Linked DNA regions of Mus musculus: region 2 is linked to region 1. The links are chromatin loops, found by intact Hi-C in ENCODE. Cell type or tissue: heart. All regions are shown on one strand. Each heading gives the region's core, and the rest is flanking DNA. Links, peaks and the distances in the headings are about the cores only. Region 1 holds the start of Helz2 (helicase with zinc finger 2, transcriptional coactivator). Region 2 holds the start of Rtel1 (regulator of telomere elongation helicase 1).

Region 1 (2,907 bases), core at 230-2,729:
TATATTAAAAAAGAAAATAAAATTTGGATCTTCAGACCAAGTCAGAAATCCTGTTAAGAAAAACCTCTTGAAGAGCTCTTTTTGCTCTCCAGAGATCTCCAGGTAGCTTAACCATCACTAGAGAAAATTCCAAAGAACTGCTATTCCATTCTGCTAGCTCATCTCATGCAGACCAAAAGCCCAGTTTTTAAATTTCCATATCAATTCACTTATTTATTCCAGGTGCTCTTTTGATTATCCTATTAATCAGCGTCCTGTGACCCCAACCTTTTGATTCAGAGACAGCAAACATACATTTTCTCTTAACATTGCAAAAGAATTCAGAGATCTGTCTGCCTTAGTTAAGCCTAGATGACATGCTAGTTTGTTGGGACCCTGCCCTGAAATTATTTCCACCATGCACCGTTTCCATCACGCCTGAGTCTAACCTTGCTCTGTCCTAGGCTGACCTTAAACTCAGGAACCTGCATGCCTTATGCTTTTGTATCTTTGCGACAAGTTGGCTCATTGTGTACCTGTCTCTGTTCCTTTAAATTCATGAAACCCCTCATAATTCATATCGCATCCTTATATTTTTGGATAGTTAAGAAATTATATATTTTCAAATTCCCGTATTTAGAGCTCTTTCCCATAGCCTCAAGGGCTGTCCTGAGGGTTCCAGTGTTTACCATTTTGCAGAGACATAGCCACATCCTCGACTCCTGGACTCTGCTGTTTCTAATTCTCCTGGAGTCATTAATGTTAACAGAGAGGACATTCCTCGAAGGAATGTGAAATATGTACATTATTATACAAACTTGCCTTATGCCCACAGCAGCCATTTGACACTCCTGGAGGCTCACACCAGGACCCTATTCCAAGGGTAGGAACCATGTCACTCTGTCCCCACGGGGGCCATGCCAGGCACAGCATTGACTAAAATTATTAGCGCTTCAAGGAAGAAGTCTAGTGCCTTTTAGGAACAGGTCCTGCCCCAGCATAGAGTTCTCTGTTCCTTGCCTGTCTGGCCCTGCTCCCAAGGACCCTAGCCTTTGGCTATAGCACCCAGAGTAAATTTCCCAAGGCTCTATAGGCAAAGGCTCTCCCACTCCCAAATAGGGGCTTTTTTTTTTTTTTTTTTAATCCTAAAGCCATCTACCCTGGGGCTCATCTTACGGTTCCCACACAAGAGAGTACAGACGTCTAAGTATGAGTAGGGGGAGGGACCGGGAAAGGGCCAGGTTAAATCCTGCTGTGTTGACCTCAAGGGGACTGTGGAGGTGGGGAGTGGGGGAAATCTTCCTAGGGCCAGGGAGCTCCGCCAGGTCTGGGAGGGAGGCTATCACTTGAGGGCGGGGCAGGGGCGGGGCAGGGGGGGCAGTGAGGTAATTTCCGTGCTCTGTCGTCAGAGTTCTGAGTCGCCCCAGGGGCAGAAACGAAACTGATCGCTACTCTTAAGTCGATGCTGGTGCACTGGGTGAGTATGGGGTGGTGGCTGGGGACTGGAGGGGCCACCTAGAGAGGTGTGAAGACCACCCCTTTGCCTGCAAATGGGCAAGATCAGTGGCCTCAGACAGACCCTAGCATCGGACAACTCCATGGACCCCTCTTCCTGCTTCTCCAGCTGCCGGGTATGGGGTTCTAGCTCTGACGACTTAGAAAACTCCACAGAGGAGTGCAGGGAGGGACTGCAGGCTTTGCCTGTTGCTCATTCTTTCCATTTAAAACATAATCTTTGTACCTCAACGATTGCCTTGAAAGTTTAGAGGGCTAGGGTATAGGTCAGTAATAGATTATTTGCTTGGCATGTATGAGTGAGAGAGAGAGAGAGAGAGAGAGAGAGAGAGAGAGAGAGAGAGAGAGAGAGATATGACCTGACTAGGTGTTTCAGGGAGCTAGCTGTTCTCTCGCCCATCCTTGCTGGGTGGTGGTACTAACTAAGACTCTGGGCTCTGGGCATTGCCTCTCCTTCTGGCATCTCTATGGGAGCTCTGAGGAGGGCTATCCAACCTGGGTAGAGCGGAATTTCTACAAGGCTGTGTCCTCCCCTTCAGAGGCTCCTGTTGCCAAGTCCAGGTGGGCTATAGTAGTCCCAGCAGTCAACTAGCAGGTCTCAAGAAAGGGGGTACTCTCTTCAGACGGCCAGGAGCCCCAGAGTTACCAGATGGAGGATTCTGAGGCCTCCCAACTCTTTTTTTTTTCCAGCAGCCACTTGGGCAGGACTTGGAGAGGCCTTTCAGGAGGAAAGGTTGAGTTAGAGTTCCCCCAACAAGCCAAGACTGGGCAGAAGTCTCTGTCCTACACCCGACAGAGGTGTAGGTCCTTCTTGACCTTGGGCTGACTTGCTTCTCTTGTCCTATCACCTCTCCAGGGCTGACGGTTTCAGTACAGCAGCTGCCCAGAAGCCTGGCTCACAATCCTGAAGGACCTGGCCTTTGTCCGAGATGGCATCCGTGGGTTGCAGTCTGAGGTCGGCCAGCACATCCGCCACCAACGGGCCATCCTTAGCCGGACTCTGTGCTAAGGTAGACCTTTACCTGGGCTGCTCCCGCTGCACCCAGTGCCTCAATGAGAGTACCTACATTCTGCGTGAGGTAGAGCACACCTGCCCCAGGGAGATCTTGCTGGCCCGCTTCAAGCAAGCAGCAGAGAGCAAGATCTGGCGTAAGGTGGGCCGCAGGCCTAGCTTCCCAACGCCTATGCGCTATCAAGTCTGTCACTACTATAGGCCAGGGTTGGGCTGTAGGCGTCACTGGAATAGATGCACCTTTGCCCGAAGCCCTGAGGAGGCACTGGTCTGGACATTTGAGCTCAAGAACAACCTTCCCCGATTGAAACTGAAAGAGGCTGTGCAGGGCACCAGAGCCCCAGATAGGCTGCAGACCCCAGCTGACACCATCCGAGCAGAGTTTGGTGGCCACTTCCAAC
Region 2 (2,907 bases), core at 124-2,623, 78 kb before region 1:
CTGGAATGGATGAGGGTAGGGCTACAGTAGGGGTTTGCTGAAGGTATGCCCTCATTGCCCCCTCTCTAAATTACTGTCTTGAGCTTTGTAGCTTTACCTTCTGGAGACATTCTAGCACCTTGGTCATATATTCCTGTTGGCATGGGTAGGGCTGGAAAGGAAAATCCACTGTCACACCATTCAGGACTACCCTGGGCATATCAGCCTATACTGAGGAAGACACGGTGGTAGGCCAAGATGCAGGCTGTCTGGGTCTGTGAGACAAACCCCTCTGATCATCTCAGTGTTTCAGCCACTCCAGGTAAGTGTTGGCAGCATGTGGCATCAGGTTTCCCTCTGTAAGAATTCCCTACAACACAGATAAGAAGAAATCAGCCTTTGTAGCCACAGACCATTACACCAATCATTTTAGGAAGCTGTCCTTGTAGGGTCAGAAAATCTGTTATTTCCCTATCAAAAGGTGCTTAGAGCCTATCATGGTGGCACACGCCTTTAATCTCAGCTCTCAGGAGGCAGAGGCAGGGGTATCTCTTAAGTTCGAAGCCAGCATGTCCAGGGAGTTCCAGGACAGCCAGGGCTATGTAGACCCTGTCTCAAAAAATAAAAAGGAGCTTAGAGATCTAAAGATGATCCCCTGGCTCACCCAATTCCATCCTAGACTGAAAAGCAAAGCAAAGCAAAAACCCAATGTAGTTATCAAAACAAGCACATTTTCAGCACTCTACCTGCAACTCTTCAAAAAGTCTGTGACTAAGAACCTAGGAGCATCCCCTTGTGGCCTGGACCTGAACACAAAAGCGTGGAATGTCTCCAACCTTTGATGCTCTTAAGATTGGGGTCATGCATCATTCGGTCCAGGTGTGCACCCGAATGCAAATAAAGTAGTAAAACAGGCAGGGCGTGGTGCTCCAGCCTTAGTTCCCAGCACTCAGGAGGAAAAAACAGATGGATCTCTGAGTTCGAGACCAGCATGGTCTGCAGAGCGAGTTCCAGGACAGCCAGGAATACACAGTGACATCCTGACACGCAAAACCAAAACCAACCAAACAAAGGTAGCAAAACAGAATCATGATCTGTTCAGCCCTCCGCAAGTCACTAAACTTCTCCAGACCTCCAAGTCTACTGACAGGCGAAAATCTATCCGCCGTCTTGGAACTAGCCCAGGGAGGCGCCTCTAGCTAGACACTGGCAGCAAGAGCCCGGGACCCAGAATGCACCGCGGCACTTCAGAACTAGCGAGTGCGTGATCTATGACCTCTATCCACTCAGATAAAACTGTCAAGCGACTCCCAGCTCACTTGTCTCGGTAGGGCTGCCTTTCAAAGTCCGGTATCAAACAACTGTAAAGACACGGATCCCGCGTGCTCCGCAGTCCGCTGATTGGAACTTCGCGGGCAGATCCGTGTAGCCACGCCTAAATGCTACACTTCCGTTTCCTCCCTTCCGGTCCGCTACTTTGCACCCGGGCGGAAACCGGGTTCCGCGACTTCTGAGTCAGCAGGTTCCCTCGCCTCTGGACGCCAGGGGGCTGGGGGCTGGGGGGTGGGGCTTCGTGCAGTGGACCTGGCCTCATCTCTGTATTCTATCCAAAGCACTTAATATCGTCTAGAGTCTCGCTTGTCTCCCACTCTTTTTGCTTGTTTGTTTCGAAACAGGTTTTCTCTCTGTAGCCTTGATTGCCCTAGAGCTCACTCTGTAGACCAGGTTGACCTGCCTCTTCCAAGTGCTGGGATGAAAGGCGTGCACGCCCGGACACTCATCCCCACTTTTGCATTATAAGCTCCATCTTCTGGAATCTACTAGTTCATTTGGCCAGGCCACTTACATTGTCCGCACAACTAAACAAATCTAAAGCTTTCTTGTGGTTACTGACCTCAAGTCACAAAAGGCATCTTTTCACAGCTGGAGTATATAAAATCCAAATGGCTGCATCTTACCTAGACCCCCACCCCACATTAAGAGTTCTCACTGCCTCCTCTCTCACCCAGGGTCCAGCTTATTTTCCAATCAGTGTCTGCTAGCTGTCAGGTGAGTTCCTCTAAATCTCTAGCACCTAGCACTAGCTGACAGTCAACAAGGAGCTCCAGGGAAGAGAGAGCTGCAAAGTCCTTCAGGGCGGTGCTGACATCAGAGGTGTTTGTTTATTTCAGGCAATCCCAATAGGTATTAGAAAGAAATTGACATTTCAGTGGCTGGCTCTCCACTACTAATAGATACTTGTTTCAGAGCTTCTCTTTAATACCCAGGTAGTTTCCCACAGAAATGCCCATACTTGTGCATGTGAGATCATACTTACAGAACACCCTGACAAACCTATAGATTTCCTTCAGACCCTCATCTCTTATTGGGAATTTGAAGATGAAGGAGGCCACACACACTGGGATGGCACCAATTCCAGGCAAAACTTTCTGGGCTACTAGTGAAGCTGAGACATGAGCTGATTCATCTGCTGCTTGGGTTCACATCAAGACAAGTCTAGTTCACAGCACATAGGTAGTTGCTTTGAGGCAGCATGCCCAGCTTATAATGAAACTATCCTGGAAGGAATGAATATATTCTAAGAGATGCATATGATCTTCCTTTTGACTATCAGGCCATTTAAACAATGGACCCCCCAGAAATTGGAATTCCCCAGGAAAGGAAGGAAAAGAGTGAGGGGTACCAGACAGAGAAGGGACTCTTCTTAGGGAAGAAGATTTTATGCAGTTATGACAACTTGTCAGACCACTGTGGCAAAGAGACTGAAGCTAGAGATGATGGTTAGGACCCAAGGCTGCATAGTAATGTACACATCATCCAAATAAACCTAAGGATCAGAGCTGTAAGGATCATTTGGGAGATAATTGGACTTCACTGTTCCTCTGCCCAGTGTTGCCATATTGAAAAAAAAAAATCCTAGCTGGGCGG

Evidence for each region. Peaks named below come from ENCODE experiments on the same cell type or tissue, not always from the same donor. Only the 100,000 strongest peaks of a DNase experiment are listed, where the experiment ranks them.
Region 2: it touches region 1 in a loop (2.1-fold over the local background); 1 of 42 quality-filtered maps calls a loop at or near these places.

What each region holds. Positions count from the first base shown.
Region 1 is chr2:181,240,515-181,243,421 of GRCm38, reverse strand. It overlaps Helz2 (helicase with zinc finger 2, transcriptional coactivator), which reads left to right and starts at 1,395. Exons shown (of 19, transcript NM_183162.2): 1 at 1,395-1,456; 2 at 2,351-2,907. The coding sequence starts at 2,424. In heart, for the core only: no CTCF peak of the experiment used is centred there; a DNase peak (open chromatin) is centred at 1,411; H3K4me3 peaks cover 1,228 bases; H3K27ac peaks cover 846 bases.
Region 2 is chr2:181,318,248-181,321,154 of GRCm38, reverse strand. Rtel1 (regulator of telomere elongation helicase 1) reads right to left here and starts at 1,431. Exons shown (of 34, transcript NM_001001882.3): 1 at 1,299-1,431; 2 at 98-349. The coding sequence starts at 199. In heart, for the core only: a CTCF peak has its summit at 1,508; a DNase peak (open chromatin) is centred at 1,354; H3K4me3 peaks cover 1,712 bases; H3K27ac peaks cover 1,288 bases.